Linked DNA regions of Homo sapiens: region 2 is linked to region 1. Evidence: chromatin loops called from intact Hi-C (ENCODE). Cell type or tissue: mammary epithelial cell. All regions are shown on one strand. Each heading gives the region's core, and the rest is flanking DNA. Links, peaks and the distances in the headings are about the cores only.

Region 1 (9,145 bases), core at 576-8,575:
ACATTAGCATTTCTTCTTAAAAGGAAGGAAACGATTCTCACATGCCCTCGCCTGCAAGCACAGATCAGGGGCGTGTCTCCATTAAAGCCATCTTGAACGTTGGCATAGCTGCTGTCTTCTTTCACCCACCGCCACACTTGTCCAAAGTCATTCTGATAGGCTGCTTGGCAGATGGGCTGGGTCGGGAAAAACAAAAGCAGGTTTTGAAATACTGGCATAATTAAACCACAAAAACGAAAAAAAAGTCATAACCCAATACATTAAAATTTAAATGTTTTAAAATTGTAATATATTGCTTTGCAGGTGAGATTTTTTGGTCTCAGTTATGCCTAGCTTTAAGTCTAGATCAAGAATTAGCCCATGAGGAACCTCCTACATTTTCCTAAGTTTTCTTGGCACACACTTATGTCCATCAAATGGATGAATAAATAAATGAAATACTACAAATTCAACTCAGTAAGGAAACTATGTATAGTGCTTACAGGTAGGTGGGCCTGTCGGAAAAGCATTCATTTTCTTTACTAAAGATAAAATACCTTTATCTTTATCTTTACTAAAGACAAAATACCTTTATCTTTATCTTTACTAAAGACAAAATACCTTTATCTTTATCTTTACTAAAGATAAAATATCTTTATCTTTAGTAAAGACAAAATGTCTTTATCTTTATCTTTACTAAAGATAAAATGTCTTTATCTTTATCTTTACTAAAGATAAAATAGAAAACAAGCATATGGGGAGGAGTTTAGGGCAGTACTAGTGATGAAATAAGACCTACATAGCACCCTGTATTCAAGGAGCTCAACAGAGCAGAAAAGACAGTTTTTTAGGCAAATAATATACAAATTATATGGTTAACTACACTTGATTAGATGCTGTTTATAAAAAGCATTATACAGAGCTTCACAAGGCACCATGGGAGTTTAATAGCAAGACTTCAGGTAGCATGATCTTGTCCTCTTTCCCTCCTCTGCTCCAGCCTTTCTCGACTTCTGTTCTTCAAAGTTTGGTTGAACCAAACCATGTTTGGTACCTTCCATCTGGGCTTCTGCCCTGAATACTCTCTCTGCATAAAACACACCACCTGCCTTTCTTCTGAATAACACCTAGCTCACCCTTCATGTCATAATTTAATTTTCATTTTATCCAAGAAGTCTTTTCTTACTCCCAACATTCAGTATCTCTCCCTCACAGCAACTGACATACTGTAATTCTTTTCTTAATTATGTACAATCATGTATTTAGGGCTAGCATGAATCAGGAGAGGTTTGAGGCAGTGCTGAGAAGGAAGGCACTGAAGTTCAGGCCGTAAACCCCATTTTATTTACTGCTATTTCTCCAGCATTCAACACAGCACTCAGCACATGGGAGGCAAACACTGAATATTTTTAGACTAATCTTCAGATGATGTCTTTTAAAAAGCATTTAGAGTAATACCTGGCATATGGATGGTGCTTAGTGTATGAAAGTTATCATTATTGCAATTGTCATTCTTTAATAATCAAGTCAAATCCCTGCTGTGTGCCAGTCACAGGTACCAGAGAATAAAATATGTTATCTTATCCATGTAAAATGTATCTGTCAAGTGGGGAAATAGGACAGAGACACACATACACAGAGTAAATGACAAGAAAAAAATTTTTTGGTATGGGTAGGTACATAAGCACCTGTGGAAACTGGGACGTATCAAGGGGAAAGTCAAGTGGGTGTATTTGCTAATAAACTGAGGTTCTAACATAGCCAAATATCACAATAAGTGAACTATGTTATACTCTTAAACCTAAAGGCCTACTCATGAAAGAAACATCCTAACAGAAAATTAACTCAGCAGCAATTAAAGGCAAACTTCTGTACCTTAAAAATGAAATGAACATGATACATGGGCTTTAAGTTTCACTAGAAATGCACAATTTCACAAATCACCTATTCTGTTATCCTGAAGTCTTCCCTTTACTAAGCTTTCCAACAGTTGGGCACTTCAGTGTCTCAGCATACTGTGTGGCTGATGCAGAAAGGACTGGGGCAGTTGAAACACTTGTCTCATGTCAGAAAAACAGGATGTAATTGTGGCTCTGTTACTACCTCCCCCGGTGACTGTGGACAATTCACTTCCCTACTGTATCTCAGTGTCCTCAGTCATTAAATGAAGGAGTAAGGCAGAAGTTCCCTTGGGTTTTCATATTCGATTATTTCTGGGACTCTAGTCTCAACCAACAAATCTTCCACATCACTGCTGGAGTCCAGGGTTATGTCAACACAATAGTGCTTAAATAAAACCTTCAGTGACTTGCCATTGTCCTAGCAGCAATGCCCAGTCATTTGGAGTTCAAAAATAAGTAAAACAAAACTAAATGCAACAAGACAGTGTTAAGTCACCAACTCTTAATTTTTCAATTAAATGTATTTAAAACAATACTATTATTTCATAAAAGATATTTTAACAAATACAAAGATAAATGAAGGGTATTTTAACAAAATATGTAAGAATATAATCACCAGGGGGAAAGCAGTTCTTTATATTGGGTAGATTTAGTTAGCTTTATAGAAAAATTCATTTTATTGTCCTTTTAAAAGATTTTACCATAAACTAGTGAAAATTTAATAATGGAGTGATTAGCAGTGAGCACTACTCATCAAGCATTTGGAAATTGGTGGTCTACCATGAATAGCTTGGAAACAAGTGGCTTTAGAGCTCTTTTTCTCTTTTCTCAAATATTTAAATAACTTAACAACATTTAAAAAACTAGAATATTTCATGTATTAATCTGGCTTTCCAGCTTCTCTTTAAAAATGGAAAGTTTTGGCTGGGCGCGATGGCTTACGCCTGTAATCCTAGCACTTTGGGAGGCCGAGGTGGGTGGATCACCTGAGGTCAGGAGTTCGAGATCAGCCTGGCCAACATGGAGAAACCCCATCCCTATTAAAAATACAAAAATAAAAAAATTAGCAGGGCATGGTGTCTGGTGCCTATAATCCCAGCTACTCTGGAGGCTGAGACAGGAGAATCGCTTGATTCGGCAGTGAGCCGAAATCGCGCCACTTCATTCCAGCCTGGGCGACACAGCGAAACTCTGCCTCAAAAAAAGAAAAAAAAAGAAAGAAAAAAAAGAGAAAGTTTTGCTAACACTGGGCCCATATTCCTGTAGGATACCAAATAACTGGTGCTTAGTGGCAGTGACTCCAATTCTCCACAGTCCCCACCACTCGCCATCACATTACACTGGTTCTCTTCACTCATCTATGTTACCTGCCTGGTAACATAGACCTCCAGGAGCTCTCTGCTTAGGCTTCTCAAAGTCTTTACTAAGAGCTAACTAAAAAGAAGAAGAGGAAAAGATGGGGAGTTGTTCTGCAAGAGTCACTCAGTGCTTTTGAGGGCTTTCTCAACCCCATTTGAGCAATATTATGTAAAATACTAACCCTATCTTTAGTCTTTCTTAGGCTTCCTAGATCCAAGACACAGAGTTACCAGGAAGCTAAGTGTCTTCCTTCTCGGCTGAGATGCACAAGTACAGTCATACTTCACTTCACAACAGGGATACGTTCTGAGAAATGTGTTGTTAGGTGATTTTGTCATTGTGGGAACATCACAGAGTTTACTTACACAAACCTAGATGGTAGAGCCTATTACTAATATGGTATAGCCTGTGGCTTCTAGGCTAAAAACCTATACAGCATGTTACTGTACAGAATACTATAGGCAGTTGTAACACAATTGTAAGTATTTGTGCATCTAAACATAGGTGAACATATAAAAATATACAGTAAAAATATAGCGTAAAAGATAAAATGGTACACCTGTATAGGGCAGCTCCATTATAATCTTATAGGAACACTGCTGTATATGCTGTTCATTGCTGATCGTGACATCATGTGGTGCATGACTATAATTTAATGTGAGAGTCGCACTAACGCTGAAGACTCCATGCTGTTATGAACTTGCGGTTTCCACTAGGGGGCAGCGCAGCGTAAGAAAAGCACTGACAGCGGGCAGAAGGGAAGTCCAATAGAAAGTGCTGGTTCACAAGCCAGGTATGAAAAAGAGAAGAGGTTGTCCATTTGGGTTGCTGGAAAAGCTATCATAAACCCCTTTTAACCCCTTAAGCTCTGTAATTTGGGGGCACCCTGGGTGTAGAAGAAACACACTTGGGAAATTATTATAATAACTCTATCCCCTAATAGTCTCAGAACCCTTCTGTCCATCCTCACTGCTAAAGTACTGCTTCAGATCTTCATCATTCTCACCAAGACTATTGCACACAATTCTTTCAATCTCACGTGTTCCATATGCCGTTTTTACAACTTCATCTCCTACCACTGTCTTATCCACACCCTTGATCTAAATAAAGGTATGTGTGTTATTAACAGCCATCTCCCCAGCTAGACTGTAAGCTATATAAGGGCACTGTGACTACATGAGGCTACATTTTGTCTGTACTGATTCATCATTGTACCCCCATAACATAGTGCCTGGCACATGGTAGGCATTCAATATGTACTTAGTGAGTAAATAAGAGAAGGAAGAAATTATAAGATGAGCTAACAGTTATTGAGTAGCTCAGTTATTCTATATTAATCCTCACAACAACCCTCTAAAGTAGTATTAATATACCTGTTTTGCACAGATGAAACTAAGGGAAATTGTTTTCCTTGCCCAAAGTGACATAGTTCACAACTGGCATGGCCAAGAGTCAAATCAAGGGGAATGACTGCAGAATGCGTACATTCTATCTCCAATCACTTTAGTCTTAAAAATCAGCCTTCAAAATGTCTTCTGGCTACAAGACTTCGCATTTGATATTTGTGTCCAAAATTAAGCTACAGTCTGTATTCGGGATATTGATCTGTCCACTTGTGGCACTGACTTGCTGGTTATACTGGTTATACATCCAGACTCCTTCTCCAACCTGACCTAGAATCAGCAATATCCACCAAGAGATAAGAAGTGTCATCAGAGAGTCTGCAGAAGAAACAGAAAAACGTTAAGACTCAAAGGCAAAGAAGTGAAAGTTTCAAGAAGGAAGACAAAGATCATTGAATGTGATCATTAGCAGCCATGCAGAGGCCAATTTTCATACAGTGATGGGGCTGAAGGAAGAATACAGAGGCCTGAGCACATTGTCTATGAAGAATTAGAGGATGCAATTGGAGAGGAATTGTAGTCAGTTTGGCAGTGAAAAAGCTGTTAGGGAAAGCTAGAGACTTCAAAGAGGGGGGTAGCAGTGTCCAGCCAACGTTCCACACGTTTGTAGGCAAAGTGGTGTCATCAAGTGGTTACAAATCCAGGCTCTGGAAACAAACTCTCTGGGTTCCAATCTCAACTCTGCGACTTAACAGCTATGTTATTTGGACAAGTTACCTAGACTCTTCATGCTAAGTTTCCTTCTGCTTTTGATAATCATGCCTTCTTTATAAGTTTCAGAAAGAATTAAATGTAACTGTGCAGATGAAGCACTTAGCTCAGATCTGAGTCACAGTAAACCCTCAATTAATGTTAGCTACTCTTATAATTATTAAAGCATAAGGAGCCAATGAAGATGGACAGGAGTGGTTATGAGAGGGTAGATAATTGATCAAAGAGAGTGAAGAGATGATAGGATAGAGAGCATTAAGATGGAAACATTAGTCTCCTACATAGAAGGAAAATTCTGGCTCTAAGGCCAAAGCAAGGGAGAAAAGAGAGCTACATGGATGGAAAGAAGTTTAGACTGACTGAAATTTTTGCCAGAAAGTCAGAGGTTTGATCTTCATTCATTATACTACTATATATTTGTCATAAATAAATAGATACATCTAGATAACTAATATGGTTTGGCTGTGTCTCCACCCAAATCTCATCTTGAATTGTAGCTCCTATAATTCCCACATGTCATGGGAGGGACCCAGTGGGAAGTAATTGAATCATAGGGGTGGGTCTTTCCCATGCTGTTCTCATGATAGTGAATAAGTCTCACTAGATCTGATAGTTTTATACAGGGGAGTTCCCCTACACAAGCTCTCTTTTGCCAGCTGCCATGATTGACTTTGCTCCTCATTTGCCTTTTGCCAGATTGTGAGGCCTTCTCAGCCATGAGGAATTGTGAGTCAATTAAACTTCTTCCTTTATAAATTACCCAGTCTTGGGTATATCTTTATTAGCAGCATGAGAACAGACTAATCCAATAACTAAATAAATAGCATTGACATTTAAAAAGATGAATGGATTAATGACAGGAGATGTGATTGAGACAAGGGTAGATGAGACTTTTGAGCATGATGGGGAAGATTTTGGACCATCGTAATTAAAACTGTCTACATGAAATGAATAAAAATATAAAATGGCTTTGAAAACCAGGTTGTAGAAACACAGTAAGAAGATAGAGTTGACTGAGCCTGCCATGTGAGTTTGTGATTTTCTTCAGCAAACCTAGATGAGGGAAGAGTACAGAAAGTGAAGAGGGCAAGAGCAAGGATTAGGAAACATGTCTGTCAGGCAAGAGAAATGAGAGGAGAGTGGTTTACCATTAAATTCAGTCTTAATGGGCATCATATGTAAGCCAGATAAAGACAAATGAACTTGCAAAAAGAGAGAGACAAGCAAATAGAAACACAGAGAAGGATCAGAGCACAGTTCGTACATGTGGTCTATTAGAAAAGTAACCAGTTTAGAAGTTATCAGAGAGATGTTACAGATAAACTCTGTCTAGGGATGAGAAGTCAAGGGTGGCCTTGTTGGGTATCTGATTTGGAGTAGAAACACAGGTCAAGAAGGGAGAATGAAGCTTATGGATGTTGAGGTCACTGAGGATGACCCCGGGGGACAGAAAGAAAGGGGAACTTGTGTTCCAGGGAGGTGGAAGTGGGCCCTGGAATACAGTGGACAGAAGGGAGAATGTAGAGAAAGGGCCATAAGCAGAGATTTCAAGTAAGAAATTGAACCATGGTCAAAAAACAACGGTGACCAAGAAGTAGACTGAATCAGCAGCCACCATAAGAGAAGGTGTCATAATGCCCAGGAAAAGCCAGATTTCAGTGAAGGCACAGAGGAAAACAGACTAGTAGGCGAGGAGGAGATTGAAGAGAAGGAGTATTTACCAGCAGGGTGCATGAGTTCCCATGGGCTAACCTGTGAACAGCGCTCCCTAGAGCCGTGCTCTGGACAACCTGAAAAGCTAAGACACAGGATTGATAGGGCCCACTGACTAACTTTTCTCTTCAGCCTCATCTATCAATCTCCCTTTTGCTCACAACTTTGTGGTGATTTCTGGGGCATTCCAGGTTCATTTCTGTCTTCTGGCCTTTACACTTGCATGTGACCTATATGGCGGGCTTCCTGCTAGGCCAGATCAAGTATCAGCCCATGAATCACCTCCTCAGAGAGGACTTCCCTGACCACTCAGCCTCCCAGCCCAGGAACTTTCTCTCTCTCACATAATCTTGTTTTATCTTTTTAAATTGCACTAATTGGTATTGAAATGGGGTGTAATGTGCCCAAGTTCCTAGAAAGTGAGGTATCTATGACTTTTACCTGGTTTTTAAAGTGCCCCTCAGTGGGCCAACTGTGTATAAACCACTGCTGTTCTGCAAGCTCTCCCATCTCTGGTCAGGTCAATTTCCTCACTTCTATGTTTGGGCTACTGGCTTGCCATCCTTATCTTTTAAATTGTGCTATCTATTCTTCAAGGCCCATCTCATGGTTCATCTCCAAGAAATCTCTTTCATCTTTCCTACCTGCAGCAGGAAATATACAGAACCTCAAGCAGCTCATTGGCCTTAAATGAGCTAGTGGGTTAAATGTAGTCTCCTTAACTAGACTGTAACCCTCCTGAAGTTAGGCTTCCATAAGGTCAAGCACCCAGAACATGGATAAAAGTCATTTGTTGGTTGACACATGGATTCATCCGATCTGGCTGGGAAGTGAGGCTAGGAAAGGGGTTGATGTTTAGAAGGTAATCGATCATGTAAGGACCAGGACAATATTTCGCCTCAGTGGTTCTCAACCTTGGCTAAATATTGCAATCATGTTTGCACCAACTTAATGTTTAAAACACGACCCAGGCCCCACTATTGACCAGTTAAATAAGAATCTGTAAGAATAGGATTGGGGCATTAGTGCTCTTTAAATTTCCCTGGTGATTCTGATGCACAGTGAGGGTTGAGAATCTCTGCAAAGGTAAAAGAAACAAGCCCCCCATAATGGAAGTAAAAATTTAATGTAACATTGCAGCTTTTAAACTCACATTAGCTAAGGAGCATTCAAAACTCTGGAATAATGGAACATTAGGAAAAATTTTTTGTGTCCTTTTGCCTTCCCACATGTTTGTCTTTAAAAGGAGTCAAGAATTTGGAGGTAAGGTTTCACTCTGTTCACTTCCATCTTACTTGCCCAGGCACTAAAATTTAAGAAGCGTCCATGGGTAGAATATGACGCATCCGGTATGTTGATGATTAACTAAAATAATCAGCATGTTGATGATTAACTGTATGTATTACTTAATAATATTTTGCACTGCTCTAAGTACAATAGATATCACAGCTGAAAAAATATTTGTTGTTATTTTAATAGTGTAGAAACATCTGAACAACTTGTACCACTATGGATGTCTTTAAAAGCAAAGCTTCCCCCAAATTACCCCCACTTTTTAGTGTTGTTTTCCCTAAAGTATAATGGAGCTTCTGTAATTCCCAATCTAAGGAAAGACTGTGTAGAACTTTGCCTGTGGCTCAGAGGAATTGGTTCACTGTTTATTAGCCATCTCCATGCTACAAGCTCCCCTCACTTAAAATGTTCCATGAAAACTTCTGAGAAGGATTTGTAGGTTTTGGAGCAAAATGATTCCGGTAAAGAGCCTTGTGATTCACGAAATGTCTTCTCAGAAAAGGAAGGAAGATGTTTTTCTTTCTCTTCAAGTTAAGAAACCTTGGAGAATGATAATAAAAACCTATTGGGTTTAATTTGATTTCTACAATTAATCCCAAGCCTTTGTTTCTGATAACTCACTCTTCACATACTGTATTTTATAAATTCCTTAGGAAATGTCTTCTTTCAGACAAATAAAAAAGTCGCAATAATTTTTTAAAGGCTGTTCTAGGCCCACTCCGTCTCTGTGTAACATGGAGGAAGGTCCCACCACTGGCTGGAACGTGTAGAGAAGTCATAGTTCCT
Region 2 (9,145 bases), core at 326-8,325, 270 kb before region 1:
AAGGATAAAAATTAAAAATATTAGGAATATAATTCAGAATACTTATATGACTTTAGAGTGAGGGAGATAATCCTTAGCAATCAGGAAGTCAAGTATCTATTAAAGAAAAAGACACACTTGACTAAATAAAAATCTTAAGAAATTATTATGGCAAATGAAATAATAAACAAAAGCAAAAGATAAATAAATGCTAGTCTAGGAAATATATGTAGTACTATATTACAAATATTGATATCCTTCATGTGTGAAATGCTCATAAAAAACAAATAATCCACTAGAAAAGTAAGCATAGGACATGACTGGGACATTTCACAGAAGAAAAACTCTAAATGACCAATAAGCTTATGAAAAGAGGCTCAATTTTACTTTTGGTCAAGGGAAATGCAAATTAATGCAAGAGCAATCAACCTGTTTTTACTTATCACTTTGGCAGAAATGTTAAGATTGATAAAAATTTAAAATATCCGGTCCTGATGAGTATATAGGCAAACAGGCATTGTCAAACGTAAGAGTGAGAATCATGACAAACTTTTTGGAAGGTAATATGGCAATACTTATTATAACATACAGGTTTTTTGAGCCAGAAATTTCACTTTGGGGATCTTATCACCCAATATAGCATTAAGAGCATCAGTTTATAAGAATATGTAAACAAGGATGTTTTTCAAGGCATAGCATTTAATAGAGAAAAAAACTGGAAACCACATGAAAGTCCATAGATAAACAAGAGATGAAAGACTAAATTCCAGTACTCCCAAACTAAAAAACTTTATGCAGCTGTTAAATAAAAATAAATCAGATGTTTATCTAAAATAATGTTGAGTAAATAAGCAAAGTGCAAAACAATAATTTTAGAAGGCACGCACAGTCATCCAAAGCTTTATATGGTTGGAACAAAGTGTGGAAGGGCACTCACTGAACTGTTAACATCAGTTAGCTCTGGGGAATGGAAAGGAGGGCAGGGCCAGGAATAAATAGGTTTGTAAGGAATAAGAAGAGAACCATGAATGAAATGACAATTTGTTGGGCATTCTATGAATAGACTGTGTGGGAAGGAATAAAGAGATACTTGATAAAACCAGCAAAAATTTAAAAATAGAAAAAAGTAAATAGTAGGCACCAATGAAAAGGATAAAAACAACATAGTACTTACCCCAATAAATGTAAAAGGGTTGAACTCATCTATCAAAAGAAAAAAATAAATAGTAGATACCAACGGAAAAGATAACAACACAGCAGTTATCTCAATAAATATAAAAGGGTTAAACTCTCCTATTGAAAGAAAGAGATTTTTCATGCTGGATTTAAAAACTCAGGTAGGTATATTGTTCTCTGGAAACATCTAAAACCAAGTAACCATAAATCAACAAAAGTGATCTTATTCACAATCTCCATAAATATTATAAAATATTTCTTAACATGCCTAATAAGTAATGTGTAAGATCTTATGATAAAAGCTATAAAATTTTACTGAGGACATTAAAAATACCTAAATAAGTGGAGAAATGTTTCATTTTCTTAGATGAGAAGATGATCTATTATAAAGATGCCAATTCTTCCTAAACTAATGCAGTGTAATTGAGTGTAATTCAAATCAATATTCCAACAGGAGTTTTTAATGAAACCTGATTCTAAAGTACACTCAGAGAAATAAAAAATAGATTAGCTAAGAAAAAACAGGACAAAAATCAAGCGGGCTTTATTCTACTCTACATCAACATAACTGTTTCCATAGGAAAAGAGTTTAGTGAAAAGAATCTTTATTTCATATTGGCAGTATTAAAGCCACACTTTGTTATACTGTAAATCTCCTAAATGCCCATCAAACTGGTTTACTACATTAAGGTAAATCAAAAGACGAGAGCACTACACAGTAAAAATAATGATGCACATGAATATTCACTGGCACTGAAAAGATACTCTTAATATACTGTAATATAGTTTTGAAAAATCCACTGAACAATTTCACATATCTTAAGTATAGCATTAAGGTCCAAGTTGATGATTAGATAGCTGAAGCCAGAGAATGTAGCCAGAGGTTGGAAAGAACAGAGTGACAGGAGGATGTGAGAAGCTTTGTTTTGCGTACCAGAGCATTATGTGAGGAAAGGAGTGGGATGGTATACAGGTCACCACTGAGAAAGCAGTTATTGAGTATCCCTGGAAAGTTAGAAAGGTACCCCCAAGATCTTTATTTTAATAGTTCATTTAAAAACCTAGCATCTATAAATGTACTGGAACTTTCAGAAACTATTATACTGGATGAACAAGTGCTATAATTTTTAAATGTAAGCAAAATTATTCAGTCAAATAATGTCTTATTAATTGAAAACTTTTCTACATTGAAATAAAGTAGCATTTCCTTAATTTGTGGTTGTATTTTAGAATTTTAAAAACAATTCCATGTTCTCCTAAATTATAATTAAACATACATATGCATATCTGTTCTATATCTGCATCTATTGGCATTGTAGATCTGTGAAGCTCTATATTTCTAGATAAAGAAATTTTATTTCTGTTATTCATATATTCACATATGGATGTGATCCTTTGGTTATTAGAGTTTGCCTTCTTGAGATCTTCTCCGCTTTTATTACATCTTTGCTATCACACAGCAACTAGAAATTAAAAAATTTACAAGGATAAATTATTTAGGGAAAACAAACTCCTTTCCCCATCCTCCAATCTAGGAAAGAGAAGCTCAACATTGTGTTTTGAAAGGTTGTGATGACTGCAAATACACACACACACACACACACACACACACACATGCACACACACACATGAGAAAGTAAAGCATCTTTCTCTTGCAGGATCTTAAGGTGGATTAAACTGGTGAATCCCTGAAAATCAGAGGGTGGGGGGTGGAGATGAGTGCTATAACTAGAAGTAAAACTAGGAGGAGAGATTAGGAATTCCTGAATCTAATGTTTAAGGGTCAGGGGTTTGAGGAATTTCTGTGCATGGTAGAGAGGAAGATCAAGTACACATGGAAGAGCTATGCATAACAGTGGTTAAGAGTACAAGCTCTGGAGTCATTTTACTGAGGTTCACATCTCAGTTTCACCAAGAATTGAGACAATAATAATGCCTAGCATTACTTTGAGGATTAAGTGATATAATCTTTGTAATAAGAATATAGAGAAAGTAGCACTATTATAGAATCAGAAAGTAAATCATAAGAGGGTCACAATATGATACATGAGGTTTCTCTATTCTCCCAGCTGGGAGGAAGTTTAATAAATGTAATAAATAATTGCCAAATGAAAAAACAATTACATCTGCTTCTTCCATAAGAAGCAAAATAGAGAGAGTTGGATGACAGAAAATCCAGACCACTCTATAATGTAAAGGGAATTCTTTCACATAAGATATGATACTTATGTTAATCCTAAAGGCTACATATGATTAGAAAGAGAGAGAAAGAGAATGAGAATGAGAAGAAAAACACAGGAAGCTACAGACGTGGCTGTTCATAGTCTGTACAAATGTGAAACATGTAGTACATTCCTAATTCTGTCACTCATTAATCAAGCACTTTTTGGTAAGTTATGTAATTCTAATGGGCCTAAATTTATTTCCCTGTGATATGCAGTTTTGTGAATATTATAGTTATAGTGTTATTCTATGTTTCTGTCATTTTCACAGTCCTCTCTAGTTTAGATTCTAAGGGGAACTACAATATATATTTCACACACTAGATGGCAATATATGGCTTTGTAAGTGGATGTCTTTTTCACAGAAGCCTAAGACGTCTAATAATCAAATAAGAGCTGATTTTTCTCCAGAAAACACAGAGAGAAGGGTAGACATTAACCAATTCTTCATACTGAGGTCATGTTTTAATCCCTTTGATTTGACCCACAGATGTTAAAGGATCTTGTGGGGACATTCTAGTTTAAGTCTTTAGTGCCAGAGAGAATTATTTCATAACAATGAATTAAACACAAAATGATTTCCATGGGGGTCCAATTCTGAATTGAGTCAGCTCAATATAACATCCAAAGACCCTCATCCTCAGTCAAATATACCAAGTCAATTATTCTTAAACTTTTTCATCATAAAGAGCCTACATATGGCACAATACTCCTCCACTAAAAAAAAAGGAAAGAAGATCTATTTCTTTTCAGCATGATACATTTTTTTAAAACAGTGTCAACGTTATCTTTCTTTTTTTTTTTTTTTTTTTTTGAGAGGGAGTCTCGCTCTGTCACCAGGCTGGAGTGCAGTGGCGTGATCTTGGCTCACTGCAACCTCCGCCTCCCAGGTTCAAGCGATTCTCCTGCCTCAGCCTCCTGAGTAGCTGGGACTACAGGCGCACTCCACCACACCCAGCTAATTTTTGTATTTTTGGTAGAGATGGGTTTCATCATGTTGGCCAGGATGGTCTCGATCTCTTGACCTCGTGATCCGCCCACCTCAGACTCCCAAAGTGTTGGGATTACAGGCAGAAGCCACCGCGCCCGGCCAATATCATTTTTTATAATAAGAGTAAACTATTCTTATTTTTAAAGTTATGATTATTCAAAAAATCGTAAAGAAGAAAATGAAAATCATATCTGAGCAATAGCCAATGTTAATGTTTGTCAAATTATTTCTGATTCATGAAAAAATATATAAATACATACTTTAATCTTCTTTCCAAGTTAAAAATATTTATAAATATTTCTGTTAATAAATATATTATTATATTAGTGGTCACTACCATTCTATTTTTCATGGGTATATATTTACAAAATGTACACAGGAAGTGTTCTGAGAACACATACCTTAACTGAAAAGTCTGGTCTTGCCCCACAACACTATTTTTCACAAAATTGACAGAATTGGTCCCATTTAAAGATGAGTAATGATTAACAAGAGACATATGCAGAGAAAAGGAGAAAGACAACAGAACAGAAAAGAACAGAACCTAAGAAATGAGCTGATGAAAAATACATATCAGAAAAATTTTGCCAGGAAGCAAATTAGTTCAACAAACACTCGGGCATTAGTTCAGTAACAGTAAAAGAATACAGGACCTCTTTGAAACAATACCTCAAGGAAGGGGCCAAAAGGAACTCTTGAAAATTACATGGATGACATGGAGAAAAGGCTAGAAAAAAAGTAATGCAAAGATCAAAGTTGAAAGTGAGTTAAAAGAAAACAGAAGCTTTGAGAGGGAGATACTTTAAGCTTTTGTAGATACTCTGAGATCATAATAAATGAAACAAATAAATCTTCCAATAAGTATTAGAAGGAAACTTACCTAAATAAGAGAAGAGCTGAATGTTCAAGGCAAAAGTGGACAACATAGCCCATGAAAAATGAACACAAAACTAGTAACAATAAGATATATACTTATGAAATTACTGGGCTCAAAGATAAAAAATATAAAAGAGATGGCTCTAAAGTAAAATATCCCTGAAAGGTTTAGAGGAAAAAGCATACACCAGAAAAAAGAAAATAAAAGAGAGAACATTTCATTTATAAAAGTTTATTTGAAAGCAAAATAAAATTAAAATGAAACTAAAGAGAGAACTTTTTAAGTCAAAGGATATAATTTTAATGAGGGTCTAGTACAAATCAAATAAAATCATAAAGCAAAAATTGCCACAAAAAAACCCAGGAAAGACAGAAAGAAAAGTAATAATAGTAGGTGAGTTAAGTTATCTTTCTCAGCCAAACACAGCTCAAGTGCACACACAAAATATAAGATGTAAAAAGAGCTAAATAAAATTATTAATTAGCAAGCCCTTAAACACATTTAGGAGACAGTCTATGACACGGTGTTGCTTTAGATGTCACTAATACAAATATTGAGAAATACTTTCAAAATGTAATGTTAAAGGATCTCTCTTGATATACAAAACTATGCAGTTTTTAAATATTGGAGTATGTAATTTACAGCACAAATGAATGTCCTGACTGATGGCTACACTGTATTTTTATAAAATGTTATAGTATGTTATTAAAACAATCTCAAAATCAATCCAATTATTGCCAACCTCCATGGCAATAAATTATCCTACTTTAAATGTCATTGGCAACAAACTAGAAGTAGATTCATGAAGAGATCATTCAAATTAGTCTCCCACTTTGCCTACAGGCATCTAATAAATATTCCAATTTCTTCTATATTATTATCACACACTGTACTAGAAAATAAGCTATATTATTTCTGCATAGTAGAAATGATACTCAAGGAAAAAAATGCTTTCAAAATTTAACAGCAGCTATACCCTTCCTCAGAAAACAATTTCTTCTATAGTTCTAAATCTAAGATCTATAAAACATATTTATTACCAGTTTTCTTTCTATTAGTGGCATAAAAAGCCATTTCTCTATCAAAACCAAGGTCAATGTTAGCTGTGCAACAAAGTCAAAAGCTACAGGCATATCAATACCCACTGCCATCCCACAGCCCTGAAGCCTTGTCCACCACGACCAGACTCTGTTATAGCTCATGGGCTTCAGGAAAGATGAGGTACCCTCTACAATTCAATGACTTGACGGGCCAGGGTCAGTGAGCCATGATGAAAGCAGGAGAAAATAAGTGAAATCTGTGCAGATACTGACAAAACAGAGCCACAAAAAAGTAAGAACATGCCATATTTTGTTTTCTGTTCCTGCATTAATTTGCTAAGGATGAGGGCCTCCAGCTCCATCATGACCTTTTATCTGGAATCCAGGTAATAGGGAAATCTATAGGGACAGATAGTAGATTAATGATTGCTTAGGGCTGGGGGCAGGGATGGGGATGGAGGGATGGGGGTGATAGCTAAAGGGGACAGAATTTCTTTTTGAGGTGATAAAAAATTCCAAAATTTACTAATTACAGACATTGATAATGGTTGCCTATATCAGTTATTATACTAAAAACCACTGAATTGTACATTTTAGATAGGTGAATTGTATGGTATGTGACTTATAATCTTAAAGCTATTTTTTTGTGTGTGTCGTTGTTGTTTTGTTTTGTTTTAAGAGGTGTGTCTTAGGGGTTGAGGAAGAAGTCAGGGAAGAGGTGAGCCAAGAGGTCCCAAGCAGGGAAGAGCATAAGACAGAGACTCAAGAGTAATCCAAGATGAGATGTCGCATGGGTTCATATAATCAATATACGCAAAGCAAAGGTGCAAATGTGAGGAAAAGAGATACAAATTGTTTGGACAGGCTGATGCTTTATGACAGCAGTTCTCAACCCTGGCTGCACAGTAGCATTACTTGTTTACAAGGCGAGTCACTTTTTGAAGATACATTCGTTGCTCTGTTCCAGAAACAAGTAGATTTGCTAAGGCACGGTATTAATAATAATTCTCACAGTGCGGCTTTGAACTGAATCTTCAGCATCACCTAGAAACTTGTAAAAAATGCAAATTGTCCATGCATACCTCGATACAACCAGAAACTCAGACTGTGGCCCAGTAATCTGTGTTTTAACAAGTCTTCCAGGTGATTCAGATGCAGGCATAAAAACAAACCAAAACAATGGCAACAAAAATCCACTAGAGACAGGGTGAACATTCTGCACCCAGACCCTTGATGTGAACATAATATGGTGTACCCTTCTAGTTCTTTTTGTCAGGCTTGGGAATAGCTATTACCAAGCAATTTTTCTAAGAAACTTTTGTTTTAACCTTTGTTAAGGAAAGCAAAACCCAGGTTTTAGCTATATTGTTCACAGACCTGAAAAGGAACTGAAACAGATGTTTTAGATATTTAAGGTTTTAACAGGAAAGTATTCCAATTTAAAAACCAAGATGTCACTTTTTTTTTTTTGTAACAGCAAAGTTGTGAGAAATCGGAAGTTCTCTCAAAGATTTAATATTTCAATTCTAGGGCATATAGATATTAGATTGGACTTCCCAGACACACTGGATGAAGGAGAGAGACAGCAGCTGGAGTACCAAAAAGGATGTCAATTCACATTCCTGGCATGATTCAGGACACCCTTCTTACCTGGTAAATAGAAATTCATACAGAGCAACATACTATTTGAAAATAAGTAAGTTGATAAAAAGTAAATGAATCAAAATGAACATATAGAACTAATTAAGTTAATGAAAGTCAAAGGAATATGTAAATACAATTTTCAGATCTGAACTTAAGCATAAACAACTAGTATTTTAAAAAATAAGGTCTACTGCAAAACAAGCAATGGGGAAAAGACTCCCTATTTAATAAGTGGTGTTGGGACAACTGGCTAGCCAGATGAACAAGATTGACACATGTTCACCTACGTAACAAACCTTCACATGTACCTCCAAACCTAAAATAAAAGCTAAAAAAATAAAAAATAAAAAATAAAGATTATATCATAGTATTCTAGCACCTTGACAAAAAAAGAATAAACAAACAAGTCTGAATAGATTCCTTTAAGAAATGGAATCTGTAATTTAAAATTTTACCACAAAGAAAACTCTAGGCCTAAATGGTTTTACCAGTGAATTCTTCTAAACATTTAGGAAAGAAATAACACCAAACTTGTATTAAAATGCTTCCCCTGAACAGAAACAGGAAAAATTTCCCAAATAATTCTATGAGGCCTACATACCTCCATGTCCAACAACTGGAGAAATTAATACAAGAAAAAATACTACAGCTCAATCACTCTCATGGACATGAATGCAAAAATCCTAAACAACATATTAGCAAGCCAAATTCAGATTTACATAAAAAGCATTAAAAAATAAGGTCCATTGTCAATATAGAGTTTTTCTTTCTTTCTTCATACAAATCCATATTTAATGAAAATAGAATATGAATAGAATAAGAAAAAAGTCTATTATGGGATTCTATTAATGAGAATTTTACAGAGAATGTGAAGAAGTAATACGGACCAGTGAAGTTTTTCCTTAGGTCTTTTGGAAACACATTCATTCAGTTGGTCAGTTGGTCATTCACTCAATTCGCAAATATTAAAGAACACCTATGCAGTAAACACTCATTGTTCTTGATTACTCAGCACACAAGTTCTCTTCATGGCAGTACCTATATTTATTTTGAGGTGTTACTTTGTCCCATTGATTACATGCAATGCAATAGGATTATAATCCAAGATGCTGCAATTCCCTAGCCATGAGGTGGGAATAAGACCCATGTCAGGTCAATAGGATGCTCTCTTGAAATTTAAGTCTTGGGCAGAGGCACAATGATACTGATGGGGCAC

The links. A loop is a pair of places that touch in the nucleus more often than their neighbours do. Peaks named below come from ENCODE experiments on the same cell type or tissue, not always from the same donor. Only the 100,000 strongest peaks of a DNase experiment are listed, where the experiment ranks them.
Region 2: it touches region 1 in a loop (11-fold over the local background); 3 of 110 quality-filtered maps call a loop at or near these places.

The regions. Positions count from the first base shown.
Region 1 is chr10:88,831,851-88,840,995 of GRCh38, forward strand. ANKRD22 (ankyrin repeat domain 22) reads right to left here. Exons shown (of 6, transcript NM_144590.3): 2 at 1-176. Among named protein-coding and RNA genes, the nearest start is that of ANKRD22, 15 kb to the right of the region's middle. RefSeq lists an enhancer at 4,100-4,249. In mammary epithelial cell, for the core only: a CTCF peak has its summit at 3,951 (motif pointing right); a DNase peak (open chromatin) is centred at 3,951.
Region 2 is chr10:88,561,578-88,570,722 of GRCh38, forward strand. All of the region lies in intron 4 of RNLS (renalase, FAD dependent amine oxidase), which reads right to left. Among named protein-coding and RNA genes, the nearest start is that of RNLS, 17 kb to the right of the region's middle. In mammary epithelial cell, for the core only: a CTCF peak has its summit at 3,689 (motif pointing right); no DNase peak of the experiment used is centred there.